Linked DNA regions of Homo sapiens: all the other regions are linked to region 3. A link is a contact called in ENCODE Hi-C or POLR2A ChIA-PET data. All regions are on one chromosome and are shown on one strand. The core of a region is the stretch at or near the end of the contact, and the rest is flanking DNA. Distances in the headings are between cores, read along the strand shown. Region 1 overlaps DENND6B (DENN domain containing 6B). Region 2 overlaps PLXNB2 (plexin B2). Region 3 overlaps SBF1 (SET binding factor 1).

Region 1 (4,831 bases), core at 2,332-4,831, 140 kb before region 3:
CCAGGACCTTTCTCACCCTCGGGTCCCCGGCTTGTCCCTGCCACAGAACAGGTTTGCCACCTCGGCCTCTATGTGTTCTGTTTCATGTGGTCACATCCTTGGACCCTGCACCAGACATCTGGGGCTTAACAGCTCCCCTTGGTCACCCTCCCGGCTGCCTCCGCGTCTTGTCTGTAGAATGGGAACAGGGACAGGCTGTCCTGGGCTGCAGTTGGGCTGGACAAGTTGACATGTACCAAGTTCTGAGAACTACCTGGCGCCCGGACACCTGACCCCGCTGTCCTTGTGGCTCAGTCACATCCTGCACTGAAGTGGCTGGCAGTGCTCGCTCTCCACCACCTGGCTGGAGGTCTGAGAGCACCAATGAGAACACAAACAGTACGTTGCGCTGAATGAAGGCTACATTCCTCGGACTGAATGGGGGCCTCAGAAGAAAAAGAAAAGTCCCGGCCGGGCGCGGTGGCTCATGCCTGTAATCCTAGCACGTTGGGAGGCCGAGGCGGGCGGATTACGAGGTCAGGAGATCGAGACCATCCTGGCTAACATGGTGAAACCCTGTCTCTACTACAAATACAAAAAATTAACCAAGCGCAGTGGTGGGTGCCTGTAGTCCCAGCTACTCGGGAGGCTGAGGCAGGAGAATGGCGTGAACCCGGGAGGCAGAGCTTGCAGTGAGCCGAGATCATGCCACTGCACTCCAGCCTGGGCAACAGAGCGAGACTCCATTTCAAAAAGAAAAAAAAAGAAAAAGTCCCTCCCCCAGCCCTGTGTCCCCTGGCCAGCACCCGCCCGGCCTCACAGGGTACAAAGCCCAGTCTCCATGAGTGGCCCTCCCAGCACCCTGTCGGGCATCTGCATGGCTGGCTCGCTCAGATGAGGAGTCTGAGGGTCTGAGTGGTCAGGGGACCTGCTCCCGGGCACACAGTGCGTGATGCTGAGCAGGGCTTGGCTGTCCGGAGCCCTGACAGTACCGTCACTGTGTGCTGTGCAGGGTCAACACCGTACCTCACCGGCCTCAGTGCCTGCAGGTGTCACGGGGGGAGCATACAACCCAGAGGTGGCTCTTAGGGACGTTCACCCCTTACCAAGGAAAGGGAGACATGCAGGCTCCAGCCAGAGGCAGGGTCAGGCCGAAGTCCAGAGCCCCTTGGGCTGCATGTGGGGGATGGACGGACACACTTGGACAACAGGAGCCCTGTCCACCTCCCAGAAGGGACGCACGGAGCTGGTGCCTGGTGGGGGCTCCAGGACTGGGAGCCAGGAAGGTGCTGTGGCTCTCCGAGAGCCAGGCTGAGCCAGCTCTCCTAGCAGAGGTGCTGGGCTGCACACAGCCCCCTGCCCAACCCCTACCTCCCAACAAACCACAGCCCCAAGCAGGTGGGTGTCCAGAGGAGCACCAGGGGTGGTGAGCAGAGCTCTTCACACTGCAAAGTGGTCTCTCCCTTTCTCAAGTTGATGACTATATGCAAAATAGCCTCCCATCCCCAGACAAGACGGGGGCTGTGTCAGGAGAGGGTCCCTCCTGTCCTGGGCAGCCTGTTGGGCTGAGGGAAGCATCACACACAGCGCAGGGGGGTCGGGGGCCAACAGATGGGCACCGGGAGGGGCAGACGGTAGACGCACCCACATCAGCAAGGGCTCCCAGCCTGTCCCCGCCCCCGTCCCAGCCTAAGGTCTGCAGAGGCCAGGTGGGACCCAGGAGGAGGCAAGGCTCTGCCTGCGAGGAACCCCTATGGTCAAGGCCATGCTGTGGTTCCAAATGTCGCCTTTACTGCTGAGACAATGGTGGTGCAGGAAGGGGAGCCTGCAGTCTGGGCGGGGGGCCAAGGAAGGGGAGCGTGTGCTTGGCCCAGTGCCGCCACCACTGGGGAGTGGGAGGCTCAGGCAGACCTAGGGCCCTGGGACCGTGGCCCTTGGCTTTGTTCTAGGGAGGGCACAAGACAGCCTGCAGGTCTTTGGGCAGGGAGCCGATGACCGTCTCGATGTACAGCTGTGCCCGCTGCAGCGTAGCCTCCTTCACAGGGAGCTGGTGGCCCTGAGCCCGCACCTGGAGGGGCAGCCATGGTCAGGGCAGGCGCAGCTCCGTGCCAGGCTGGTGGCGCTGGGACAAGGCTGGGAGGCATCTTACCAGCTTCTCACGAAGTTTCAGGACCAGGTCCACGACCTCCACCTCGGACTTGTCTTTCATCCAGGTCTCGATGTTCTGCAGGGCAAGACGGGGTCTACTGTCAGCAAGGCCCCTCACTGCCCTGGGCCTGTGCCCACCCCCACCATGTTCTGGCCCTCCCCAACCCCCAGCCTCTCTCACCGCCTCACAGATAGCCTCCAGGTGCAGGGCCTCCAGCTTCAGGGCCATCTCCTTGTGCCGCTGCCGGTACCAGCCATCAAAATGGGGGGACTTGAAAAACCGCCTGTGGGGATTAACAGGCGGGGGGCCATGGGGCTGACCCTGGGGATTGACAGGCGGGGGCCATGGGGCTGACCCTGGGGATTGACAGGCGGGGGGCCATGGGGCTGACCCTGGGGATTGACAGGCGGGGGGCCATGGGGCTGACCCTGGGGATTGACAGGCGGGGGGCCATGGGGCTGACCCTGGGGATTGACAGGCGGGGGGCCATGGGGCTGACCCTGGGGATTGACAGGCGGGGGGCCATGGGGCTGACCCTGGGGATTGACAGGCGGGGGGCCATGGGGATGACCCTGGGGATTGACAGGCGGGGGGCCATGGGGCTGACCCTGTGGACCAAGGAGGGCTCAAGCTGCCTGCACCTGCAGTCCACGCACCTGTAGAGACCCAGCCAGTCGCCCTTGAGGATGCAGGTGAGCTGGGGCCCAGCATGCTCCAGGCTACGCAGGAAGTCATCCTGGCTGAAGGGCTGGATCTGGGGGGGAGTCTGAGAGGGGATGGGTGAGCCAGCACGTGGGAACTCGGCCTCACAGGCCTGCACCCGGTACGCTTCCCAGACACACTCCTCACCACTTCTGAAGACCCCCAGCCCCCACCCTGCCTGGCACAGATCCCAGGACAGCCTTTCCCAGGGAGCAGGCCCTGAGCCCCTCCAAGGGTCCTGCCAGCCACCTGCCCTGTGGCCCCCAGTTTCACAAACATGATGGCCTTGAGGCCTGTGGCTCCTGCCCAGCCACAGCCTCCTGCTCCAGACCTTCCCTCCTCCGGGTGAGGAAGGGAACCCGCCCTCCATGGACCCCACAAAACCCCCACAGGACCCCCACCTTCCAGGGCGTGATGCTCTTCTGCAGGGGCATGAGGCTGGCCATGTAGTGCTCCTGGGTGGGGAAGGGAGGGGAGTGAGCCCGGGGACCCATGCCCCCCAGCCCCATCCCCCGCAGCCCCGTCCCCCCCAACCCCATCCCCCCAGCCCCGTGCCCCCCAGTCCCATGTCCCCCAGCCCCGGGCCTCACCAGGGGGATGATGAAGCTCTGGGTGAGCTCCAGGAGGTGCCGCCGCAGCAGGGCGCTCTGCACATCTGACGGCCGCTTCTTCTGCACGCCCTGCAGGGGAGAGAGGGCCAGGCCCTTGCTGCGCTTCACACCACACCAGGCTCCCTGCGTCCCCAGCCCCTGCCCCACAAACCATATACCTTGAGCAGCCGTTTGAGCAGCGCCTTGTCGCGGTGGAGGTGGGCCGTGTAAGCGGTGTAGAGGCCTGGCGGGAGGGCACAGCTGGCGCCCCACCCTTCAAGGGCCTCCCTCCCACACTCCTGCAGCCCCACAGAGGAGCCAGGGTGGGGGTCTCATCTGCCTGCAGCCCCATGCCCTTGGCTGCACCTGAAAATCTCACCCACCCACCCCCCAGACACCGAGACCCACTGAAGAGAAGAGAGCGACCCCTCCCCAAGGGTTCTGAGCTCTGCTGCTGAGTCCTGGAAGAGGATCAGGGGTCTGGGGGCCTGGCTGCCCCACCCGAGAGACCCGCCAGGTACAAGACAGGCCTCTCCACGGTGGAGGGGCTCCAGGTCGAGGGGAGCACAGACCTGGCTTGGTGTCCAGGGTCTTCAACCTTGAAGGCTTTTTCAGCTTGACTTGCTTAGGCAGGTCTCCTACGAGACACGCCCGGTGGCCAGGCCTCAGTGCCCGCAGCTCTGGCCATCCCCACGGGCTCTGAGGCGGCCCCACACTCAACGAGGCTTCTGAGCAGCACCCCCTGCACCTCACCGGGAGCCTGACCTGACATCTTGGGCTCCCCGACTCGGAGGATGTGGGGCCAGTGCTGGAGTGTTTTGATAAAGAAAGGGTTTGTGACTCCCAGGACCACGTTTGGTCTAGACAGACAGAGAGAGAGAAGAGGCAGAGACAGAGGTCCAGGGAGGTGCAGGAAGGGCGAGAGGCAGGGCGGAGCAAGGGCAAGAGGCGGGGCAGAGGCGGCACTTACGGGGCCTGCGTGCGTGTGGTGAACTCCTTGAACTCGCTGTCATGGATGGTGAAGTAGGGACGGAAGTCGCAGCAGAACCTGAGGGGCTGCAGGCAGCTGTGGGCAGAGGCAGCAGGGAGCAGGTGAGGCAGGGGCAGCCCAGGCACAGCCGCGATGGTCCAGCTTCCCCAGCCGGGACCGGGCCAAGGCGATACCTGGTCAAGGCCAGCACCATCTCCGAGGACACGTCGGGCGAGGGTGCCAGGACTAGCAGGGGCTCCCCGAGGAGCATGAGCTCCCACAGTGTCTGCATATGAGTCAGCACAGGCCGGAAGCACCTGGGGCCGGGCAGGAAGGTCGGGGAGGTCAGGCAGGGGCTGAGACTCCTGGCTCTGGCCCCGCTCTCCCACCGTTCACCCAGGCTGGCCCAGGCACTGGTGAACACAGCACGCTGCTCCAGGG
Region 2 (4,848 bases), core at 1,234-3,733, 170 kb before region 3:
CCACTTTCATGTTCCATCCTGTACACCTGGCTCTGCCTTCTAGATAGCAGTAGTAAATTAGTGACAATACTAATAGTCCCTGATATGCAGAAATAATGGCGTAAGCTGTCTTTCTCTCTGTCTCCTCTCTCTCTCTGCCTCGGCTGCCAGGCAGGGAAGGGACTCCTGTCCAGTGGACACATGACCCACGTGACCTTACCTATCATTGGAGATGACTCACATTCTTTACCCTGCCCCTTCTGCCTTGTATCCAATAAATAACAGCGCAGCCCGACATTCGGGGCCACTACCGGTCTCCATGCATTGGTAGTAGTGGTCTCCTGGGCCCAGCTGCCTTTTCTCTTATCTCTTTGTCTTCTGTCTTTATTTCTACACTCTCTCGTCGCCGCACACGGAGAGACCCACTGACCCTGTGGGGCTGGTCCCTACAGAGCTGCCCCAGTCCAAAGGGGACTCGATCAATGGAGGCCTTGCCCATCAAGAGACCCCAGCCATGACGTGCCCAGGTGGGGAGACAGGCTGGGGCTGCCTGAGAATGGATCCTCGTGAGTGGGTTAGCAGTCCAGACCAGCAGAACCTCAGGATGTGTGCCTGGATCCAGCCACATTTGAAGCTGGGCCTTCACTTTGTGTCTGGAGCACCGAATGCCCTCTGCCTGGGCTGTCTGTATTCTTGGCACACAGGGGAGGCTCTGAGCCCTGCCCGTCCTGGTTGCTGCTGTTCCTAGCGCTCAGGACAGTGCATGCGTGGTGTGCAGCGGGCATTTGGTAAGAATGTGTTGCACGAAAGAAGCCACCAGATGGCACCAGAAGCAGTCCCACCTCCCACCCCCCCCACCTCCCCTCAGCACCTCTCCCAGCCCCCTCCACCTCCCCCCAGCACCCCTCCCAGCCCCCTCCACCTCCCCCAGTACCCCTCCCAGCCCCTTCCACCTCCCCCAGCACCCCTCCCAGCCCCCTCCACTTCCCCCCAGCACCCCTCCCAGCCCCCTCCACCTCCCCCCAGCACCCCTCCCAGCCCCCTCCACCTCCCCCAGTACCCCTCCCAGCCCCTTCCACCTCCCCCAGCACCCCTCCCAGCCCCCTCCACCTCCCCACAGCTCCCCTCCCAGCAGGACCCACAGAGCCCAGGGAAGGGGTGGTGGACAGGGGCACTGCAGCCCCAGGAGGAACACTCAGCCAACCCGCAGAGTGAAAAAGACGCTGTATTTGATTTACAATGAACAAGATTTACAAAAAGGGGTGGGGTGGTCTTGGAACTGCTCCCAGTCCCCCCGGACTGGGTGGGGCTCTAGGGCAGCCTGTCTGACAGACCAGGACCCCAGGATGTCTGGGCCCCGACGTAGGACTTGACCTACGTCTCACTTGACCTTTGACGTGGGGCCCAGCAGCCGTGAGTCCACCCAGAGTGCCGGCACCCTTGGGGAGGCCGGTGAGGTCAGGAAGGCATCGTACCGCTTTTTCTCCTCCTCCCATCTCGTGGTGGACAGACAGACATAGGATCTGGGAACTTGCCCTGGGGGCCACAGGCCCTCAGATCCCCCAGGGGCCCAACCTAGGGCATGGAGGCGGCTGCTGGTGCGTGGGCGGAGGCGGAGGCCAGCTGCCCCCAGCGTGGCAGCGTAAGGCACATTTTCAAATCACTGGAGACTCGACAGTGAACACCCGATGCTGGTTCTGCGGCCGGAGGGAGCTGGGGCTGGGGCTGGTGCTGGTGCGGTGCCCGGCGGTATTGCTCAGAGGAAGATGCTACAGTCTAGACGCTGGGCGGGTTCCGGCTGCACCCACTCCGGCTTGGGGCGCGTTCCAGGGGAGGGTGGGGGCCTCAGCCACAGCCACTCGGCCTCCTCCCCTGAGGGGCTCTCAGGTACCTCAGGTACCTATGTCCCAAGGCAGCACTGGAGATTGTAGGTCAGAGGTCAGTGACCTTGTTCTCCAGTGCAGCGGCAATCTGCTGCAGGCGGAAGGCCAGCTGCATCTTCTGGGCGGCAGGATCCTCCTCCAAGGCATTGATGATCTGAGGGAGGGTCGCATCAGAGCACACCGGGGGACCGCCCAGCACCCCACCTGCCCCCGCCCCCGGGGGCCTGACCCTACCTCGTCATAGTACTTCTGCGTGTATTGGTAGAGCTGGTGGAGTGCCACGAGGGTGTTCAAGGAGTCCGTGTGCGCCTGGGGGGTGACGGGACAGTCAGGGTGGAAAAGGGGCTGTGGGAGCCCCAGGGCTGGCAGGAGTAGTACGGGACGCCCAGGACGAGGCCTCCCCGGGGAAGCAGCTGGGGCCTTGGGCACAGCTGGCACTTGGGGCCCCCCATGTGGCACAGCCTCAGACAGACACCCACGCAGGCAGAGTTGTGCACATCCAACCATCTCAGTGTCTCCCTGTGTGACGCACGGCTGTGGATGGACCCACAGGGACGGGTGCTGTGAGCAGGGCTGTGGGTGGAGCCGCAGGGAGGGGGCGCTGTGGGCACGGCCGTGGGTGCAGCCGCAGGGAGGGGGCGCTGTGGACACGGCCGTGGATGGAGCCGCAGGGAGGGGGCGCTGTGGGCACGGCCGAGGGTGCAGCCGCAGGGAGGGGGCGCTGTGGGCACGGCCGTGGGTGCAGCCGCAGGGAGGGGGCGCTGTGGGCAGGGCCTGGCTCCAAGCAGGAGCAGCTCATACTCCCCACACGCAGCTGTGGCTCACTTCACATGGCCGAGCCCACCTCGAGGTCCCGCCCCACCCTCTCTCCCCCTCAGCACCACATTACCCCTGCCCTGCAGCTCAGGGCCAGGCTCAGCATGGGGTAGTGGGAGCGGGGAGGGCTGTGGGTGCGTCCCTGGTGGTCTCCTTACCCGGGAAATCTCTGCCAGGTGTGTGTTCATGTCCTGGTCGCTGACCTGCACCATCTGCCGGATCCCCTTGTAGTAACTGCAGGGGTGGGAGCATCATACAGTGTGGGCGGCAGGGACCACAAAGGGGGTGGTGGGGGAAACCAAGGCCTGAACCTCCCCGCAGGGGGTCGAGGGTGGGCATGGGGGCCTGGCCTGGAGGGCAGGCAGACTTACTCCTCCACCATCTTCTTGTAGGTGGAGATCTCCTTGGCGTACAGCAGCTTGTTGCTGGGAGAATCCTGTTGGGGACAAAACCCAGTGATGCCTGGCCAAGGGGGCCAGGCTGGGGCTGCTCAGAGTACCCCTGGGTAGCTTCCCCTGCCCCGAACTCCTGACACTTTCATCAAGAAAACTATGGGCCGGGCGCAGTGGCTCAGGCCTGTAATCCTAGCACTTTGGGAGGCTGAGGCAGGCAGATCACCTGAGGTCAGGGGTTCGAGACCAGCCTGCCCAACATGGTGAAACCCCGTCTCTACTAAAAATACTAGCCGTGCGTTGTGGCACATGCCTGTAGTCCCAGCTACTCAGGAGGCAGCGGCGGGAAAATCGCTTGAACCTAGAAGGCGGAGGTTGCAGTGAGCAGAGATCGCGCCACTGCACTCCAGCCTGGGCGACAGAGAGAGACTCCATCTCAAAAAAAAAAAAAGAAAACTACTTATTTTGTGATCTGTAGTAAAACTCAGTTTCTCTGCTCGTGTGCTGTGGTGAGAGGTCTCAGGAGGAGAGAGGGCAAGGGCTCTCGGGATCTCCCAGGCTCTGCCGGGCCCCTGTGCCCCCAGCCTCCGCCACCCGTCACCTCCTACATCAAGGGCTCCAGCCCAAGATATTCAAATCCACACCCCAGACAAGGTCCCAACTCACAAGATGCCTCCTGGGGACAGACCCAGGCCTCCCTGCCCCAGACCTGCCCCCACCCCACTCACGCGGCTCAGCTTATGCTCCGTGCGCGTGCAGGCATCCATGAAGGTCTGCGCGATGACTGACAGCGAGGCGTCCACCACCTCGTGGACATGCACGTCAAAGATGAAGTGGGGGTTCTTGAGGATGTTCACCCAGAACCGGAGCGGTAAGCTGAGGCAGAGCAGCAGGGAATGAGAGCCGGGGCTGGGCCGCGGGGTGGGTGTGGAGCCTCCCAAGTGAGAGGCGGAGCCGGGGCTGGGCCGCGGGGTGGGTGTGGAGCCTCACCTGTTCGTCTTCCAGATGTGGATGGTGTCTTCATCCTGGATGTTGTGCTTCTCTGCCTGCTCGTCCAGGAAGTCGAAGAAGTACTTGACTGCAGGTGGCACCGCGTGCCCAGGCGCCAGCACGCTCTGGAAGAAGTTGTCCACAAACTGCTGCAGTGTGCCCTGTGGGGGGGAGGGTCTCAGCGTGACGCCGTGGGCGCGGCTCCTGGGGGGGAGGGTCTCAGCGTGGCGGCCTGGTGCCGCCCACACACCCATGGGGGCCCACCTTGACTGAGAGCAGCCGCGTCAGGTAGATCTCGGTGATGGCCTTCGTCCGCTCCTTCTCTTTCACGCTGCCTCTCTTGGACTTGCCCTCGTCCACCTCGTCGGTCGGCCGCACCAGGTGCCACACCCGGTTCTCCTCCTCCAGGAGGGCATGGCCTGTGGGGAGCGGGCACTGAGGGACCCCTACCCAGGTCTGGGGGCCTGGGTCCCACAGGGAGCAGTGGTGGCAGGGTGGGCAGGGGTGCATGTGTCCAGGGCAGACATGGTCCACGCTGACCACCAGGGGCTGGAAGGAAACGGGCAACAGGGAGGGACTCACGCTCCCCAGGCAGGTCCTGCTGGCTGTCCTCCGGCTGCTGGGAGACCCCCACCTTGGACAGGATGAGGGTGGCTCCATCCCGGACCTGGGGAACACGGCGGTGAGGGTGGGCTGTGCCCCCAGGGTGCCCAGTTCTCGCCCGCCCCGGCCTACACGCTCACATTGTAGTGCATAAGGGTGTTGACGCGCTTCCACCGGCCCTCCCG
Region 3 (4,800 bases), core at 445-2,944:
CATGTGGCAGTGGGAGGTGCCCTCATACCTGTTCTCACTCTCTGCTGTCTGGAACTGGCTGTACAGGGTGCTGGTGCTGCGGCGGGCAGCCTGACGGGAGCCGGATGTGGTTGAGCCACTACTCTGGTCGCTGTCCAGGCTGAGGCTCAGGGTGGAGCCCACGGGCCCCTCCTGCAGGTACACACCCAGCGAGCGACGGTGGTGGGGTGCGGTGGACACAAGGAGGGAGCTAGGGGTGCCCTGGGAACAGGAGGTTGGGACTTGGGTCAGGGCTGGACAGACTCCACTTTCTCCCAGCAACACGCCCACCGTGGACGCTCACACTGGCCCTCACTCACACGGCCGTCTGGCCGGCCCTCGAGGCGCTGTGCAGCCTTCACCCGGTCCCAGGTGTCCTTCCAGCGCTCAGCGGGTTGGCCCAACTCTGTCTCCAGCCTCTGCAGCTCCTGGGGGAAGAATTAATGGCAAGTTTATTCAAAAGGAAATATCCAGACTAGAGCACGAAAAGACAAAAGGAAAACACAGGAAAGAGACACAACGGAAAGGCCTAACGCGTGTGTGACTGGCCACAGGGGGAGGTGGCAAGAGGGAGGGAAGGAATATGCAAAATGAATATTCGGAGACAACAGTTGAAAAATTTCCCAAACTAACCAGAGGCATCAAACAACATAATCAAGAAGCACTACAGACCCCAACAGGGTAAGTTAAAAACACACACCCCGGCCAGGCGTGGTGGCTCACGCCTGTAATCCCAGCACTTTGGGAGGCCGATCACCTGAGGTCAGGAGTTTGAGACCAGCCTGACAAACATGGAGAAACCGCATCTCTACTAAAAATACAAAAAGTTAGCCCAGCATGGTGGCGCACGCCTGTAGGAGAATCGCTTGAACCTGGGAGGCGGAGGTTGCGGTGAGCCGAGAACGCGCCACTGCACACCAGCATGGGCAACAAGAGCAAAACTGCTTCTCAAAAAAAAAAAAGACCACACAATACTGATCTTCAACACTGCAGGGTCCACAATGTCCAGCTTACAATAAAAGAACAGCAGAAAAATGGAGAAAAACATTAAAATAGACCCTGAAATGAAACAGGAGTTAGAACATACAGTAAATTCAAGAGAGTGATTTTAGGGCCAGGCGCGGTGGCTCACGCCTGTAATCCCAGCACTTTGGGTGGCCGAGGCGGGTGGATCACGAGGTCAGGAGTTCAAGACCAGCCTGGCCAAGATGGTGAAACCCCAACTCTACTAAAAATACAAAAATTAGCCGGACGCAGTGGCAGGCACCAGTAATCCCAACTACTCAGGAAGCTGAGGCAGGAGAATCACTTAAACTCAGGGGGCGGAAGTTGCAGTGAGCCGAGATCACACCACTGCCCTCCAGCCTGGGCGGCAAAGTGAGATTCTGTCTCAAAACACACAAACACACACACACACACACACACACACACACACCCCAAAATGGGACAGAAAAACTGCTGAAAAACAAAGAGAAAAGTCCCAAAACCTGCCAGAAGAAAAAAAGACATGCTCTCTTTGAAAGAGCAACAATAAAACTGACGGCTGACTTCAAAAGAGAAACACGAGGCCAACTGTCAACTTCCAGCCATGACAGATAATTAGTCTGAACAGCCCTCCCTCCATATGCAAATGATGAAACTGGACAAGAAGGGGAAGCCGTTGTTTCCAGATGTCAGACAAGCAGTGCAGCTTGAGAGACAGGAGCCTAAGACATGGGACCACATAAGATGGGCCCCACAGTCACCTGTTTTCTGCCCAGCCACAGTGCAGGGAGGCAGGGCCAGAGCAACACACGGGAGCTTGCTGAGCCGAGGAGGCAGAGACGGGACGTCCAGGGGCGCTAGTGCAGCTGGGTCTGCAGGGCAGCCCACAGAGGGGAGGGAGCACCACAGCAAAGGGGCTCTAGAAATCTAGACAGAGCCCTCCTTGAGTCGTTGGCCAAATTAGGCTGCCATGTGCAAAGCAAGATGTCACAAGGCCTGGCAGAGAACAGCTACTAAGAAGCTATGACCTGACGCCGGCAGCAGTGGCTCACACCTGTAATCCCAGCACTTTGGGAGGCCAATGCGGGTGGATAACCTGAGGTCAGGAGTTCAAGACCAGCCTGGTAAACATGGCAAAACCCTGTCTCTACTAAAAATACAAAAATTAGCTGGGCATGGTGGCGGGCACCTGTAATCCCAGCTACTCGGGAGGCTGAGGCAGGAGAATTGCTTGAACATGGGAAGTGGAGGCTGCAGTGAGCCGAGAGTGCGCCACTGCACTCCAGCCTGGGAGACAAAGTGAGACTCTGCCTCAAAAAAAAAAAAACAAAACTATGAGCTGAACCCAAATTCTAGAGGAATGCTAAAAGATACTGGACTTCCAAAAAGCCAGTGTGGCAAGACCTTACCGAAGACACAAAGACACAAAACTCCAACTGAAGCCCTGGAGAGGCCACACGCCTTGGGCTGCTCTATCCCTGGAGCTTCTCTAGAGGTGCTGGAGAGCTGCCCAAACAAAGCTTAGAAACAAGCTTCAAACAGACCAAGCTGACGCACAAGCTCATTACCTACCTGCGAGAATAAAACCCAAGACTCTAAGCTTAAAGAAAGACAACACAGGCAGGGCACAGTGGCTCCCGCCTGTAAGCCCAGCACTTCGGGAGGCCGAGGAGGGAGAATCGCTTGACCCAAGGAGTGTGAGAACAGCTTGGGCAACATGGCAAGACCCCATCTTTATATATATTTTTAAGTTATGTTTCAAGATTTAAAAGAAAAGATGGACATAATGGTTTATCAGATGGGGAATCTCTACAATAAAAAGCGTTAAATTCATTAGATGGGGCCGGGTGTGGTGGCTCATGCCTGTAATCCCAGCACTTTAGGAGGCCAAGGTGAGAGGACTGCTTGAGCCCAGGAGTTTGAGACCTGCCTGGGTGACATAGGGAGACCCCATCTCTACAAAAAAAAAAAAAAAAAAAAAAAAAAAGTAGCCGGCACGTGGCCCACGCCAGTAGTCTTGGCAACTCAAGAGGCTGAATGAAGCAGGATGATTGTTTGAGCCTGGGAGGTTCGGGCTGCAGTGAGCCATGACTGTGCCACTGCACTCCAGCCTGGGCAACAGAGCAAGACCCTGTCTCAAGAAATTAAAAAAAAATTCATTTGATGGGCTTCAGTATATTAAAAACAAGAAAGAAAAGAGTAGTGAACTTGAAGACAAGCCAACAGAAATCATCCAAAATGAATTGCAAAGATAAAGACTGAGAAAAAACAAACAGAGCTTCAGCAACGTATGGGACAATAAAGTTCCAGAAGGAAAGGGAGAGATCATGCAGAAAAAGTAATTTATAGAAGCAATGGCTTGAAATGTATTAAATTTGACAAAAATGATCATCCCACAGACCCAGAAGTTTAAAGAGCCCCAAGCAGGACGAAAGCAAAAACCACAATGGTCAAATTGCTGAAGCCAAAATTAAATGCAAAATCTTAAGGCAGAGAATCAAAGGGTGCCATTATACACAGTTTATAAGGATAAGAATCAACACCAACTTCTAAGCAGAAACAATACAGGCCAGAAAACAAAGTAATATCTTTTTTTTTTTTTTTTTTGAGGCAGAGTCTCACTCATGTCGCCCAGGCTGCAGTGCAGTGGCGCGATCTCAGCTCAGTGCAGCCTCCACCTCCCGGGTTGAAGCGATTCTCCTGCCTCAGCCTCCTGAGTAGCTGGGATTACAGGCACCCGCCACCATGCTCAGCTCATTTTTATATTTTAGTAGAGACGGGGTTTCACCATATTTGCCAGGCTGGTCTCGAACTCCTGACCTCAGGTTATCCACCTGCCTCAGCCTCCCAAAGTGCTGGGATGACAGGCGTGAGCCGCTGCGCCCAGCCTAGTAATGAGATCTTTTAAAGTGACATCAGTTTAACTGCTGAATTAAAAAAAAAAAAAAAAAAAAGAAGCAGCTGTCAACCTAGAAATGCATATCCAGAGAAAATGCCCTTTGCAAAATAAAGGCACCAAGATGTTTTCAGATAAACAAAAGCTGAGGGGATTTGTGACTGGCAGCTCTGCATTACAAGAAATATTAAAAATTCTTCAGGCTGAAGAGAAATAATAACCAGACCAGATTATACTGAAAGAATGAAGAATGTTATAAATGGCAAAAATAGAAGACTTTTTCCTTCTTTCTTAATTTCCTTAAAACAAAGTTGACTATTTAAAACAAAAACAGGGCCGGGCACGGTGGCTCACGCCTGTAATCCCAGCACTTTGCAAGGCCAAGGCGGGCGGATCACCTGAGGTCAGGAGTTTGAGACTAGCCTGGCCAACACAGTGAAACCCCGTCTCTACTAAAAATACAAAAAAAATTTAGCCGGGCATGATGGTGGGTGCCTCTAATCCCAGCTACTTGGGAGGCTGAGACAGGAGAATCACCTGAACTCAGAGGCAGAGGTTGCAGTGAACCGAGATCGCACCACCGCTCTCCAGCCTGGGTGACTGAGGGAGACTCCATCTCTCAAAAAAAAAAAAAAAAAAAAAAAAAAAACCATACTGGGTGTTTATGTCATACGTAAAAATAAAATGTGTGACAGTAACAGGACAGGAAAGGCATGAATGGACACACACTGCCGTAAGGCTCTTCTGGTGTCAACAGGGTGATGTAATTTCAAGTCAGATGATTATAGCCCCCAGCAACCCCTGAAACACAACACAGAGATGTACAGCTCAACTCACAGTAGACAGAATACTAAAAACACTTGTTTTTTAAAAAAAGAAAAGAAAGAAAGGAAAAAAAATCA

What was found. A loop is a pair of places that touch in the nucleus more often than their neighbours do. ChIA-PET counts read pairs that join two places held with the same protein, here RNA polymerase II (POLR2A). Pooled maps may share reads with other maps.
Region 1: a pooled map shows a loop between it and region 3 (2.2-fold over the local background). The contact joins two enhancer-like sites. A Hi-C loop is called at or near these places in 1 of 50 pooled maps. POLR2A ChIA-PET finds 5 or more read pairs at or near these places in 2 of 52 experiments (BJ and Panc1).
Region 2: a loop to region 3 is called in a pooled map, with 2.5 times the contacts of the local background. The contact joins two enhancer-like sites. A Hi-C loop is called at or near these places in 1 of 50 pooled maps. POLR2A ChIA-PET finds 5 or more read pairs at or near these places in 4 of 52 experiments (A673, Caco-2, HEK293 and 1 more).

What each region holds. Positions count from the first base shown.
Region 1 is chr22:50,310,215-50,315,045 of GRCh38, forward strand. DENND6B (DENN domain containing 6B) reads right to left here. Exons shown (of 20, transcript NM_001001794.4): 10 at 4,585-4,707; 11 at 4,391-4,486; 12 at 4,186-4,280; 13 at 3,993-4,058; 14 at 3,600-3,664; 15 at 3,421-3,510; 16 at 3,232-3,285; 17 at 2,785-2,894; 18 at 2,309-2,411; 19 at 2,129-2,203; 20 at 1-2,047. The coding sequence ends at 1,925. Among named protein-coding and RNA genes, the nearest start is that of PLXNB2, 5.0 kb to the left of the region's middle. RefSeq lists enhancers at 4,073-4,282, 4,413-4,632, 4,420-4,831. Within about 2 kb of position 3,582, at least 2 of the 41 ENCODE cell types and tissues checked have a DNase peak (open chromatin) inside an H3K27ac peak, as active enhancers do.
Region 2 is chr22:50,273,793-50,278,640 of GRCh38, forward strand. PLXNB2 (plexin B2) reads right to left here. Exons shown (of 37, transcript NM_012401.4): 29 at 4,804-4,848; 30 at 4,643-4,727; 31 at 4,325-4,479; 32 at 4,061-4,221; 33 at 3,799-3,946; 34 at 3,050-3,114; 35 at 2,837-2,912; 36 at 2,097-2,171; 37 at 1,187-2,016. The coding sequence ends at 1,912. Among named protein-coding and RNA genes, the nearest start is that of MAPK11, 5.8 kb to the left of the region's middle. RefSeq lists a silencer at 2,513-2,582. Within about 2 kb of position 2,484, at least 7 of the 41 ENCODE cell types and tissues checked have a DNase peak (open chromatin) inside an H3K27ac peak, as active enhancers do.
Region 3 is chr22:50,448,205-50,453,004 of GRCh38, forward strand. It overlaps SBF1 (SET binding factor 1), which reads right to left. Exons shown (of 41, transcript NM_002972.4): 37 at 339-446; 38 at 29-240. Among named protein-coding and RNA genes, the nearest start is that of SBF1, 24 kb to the right of the region's middle. Within about 2 kb of position 1,695, at least 3 of the 41 ENCODE cell types and tissues checked have a DNase peak (open chromatin) inside an H3K27ac peak, as active enhancers do.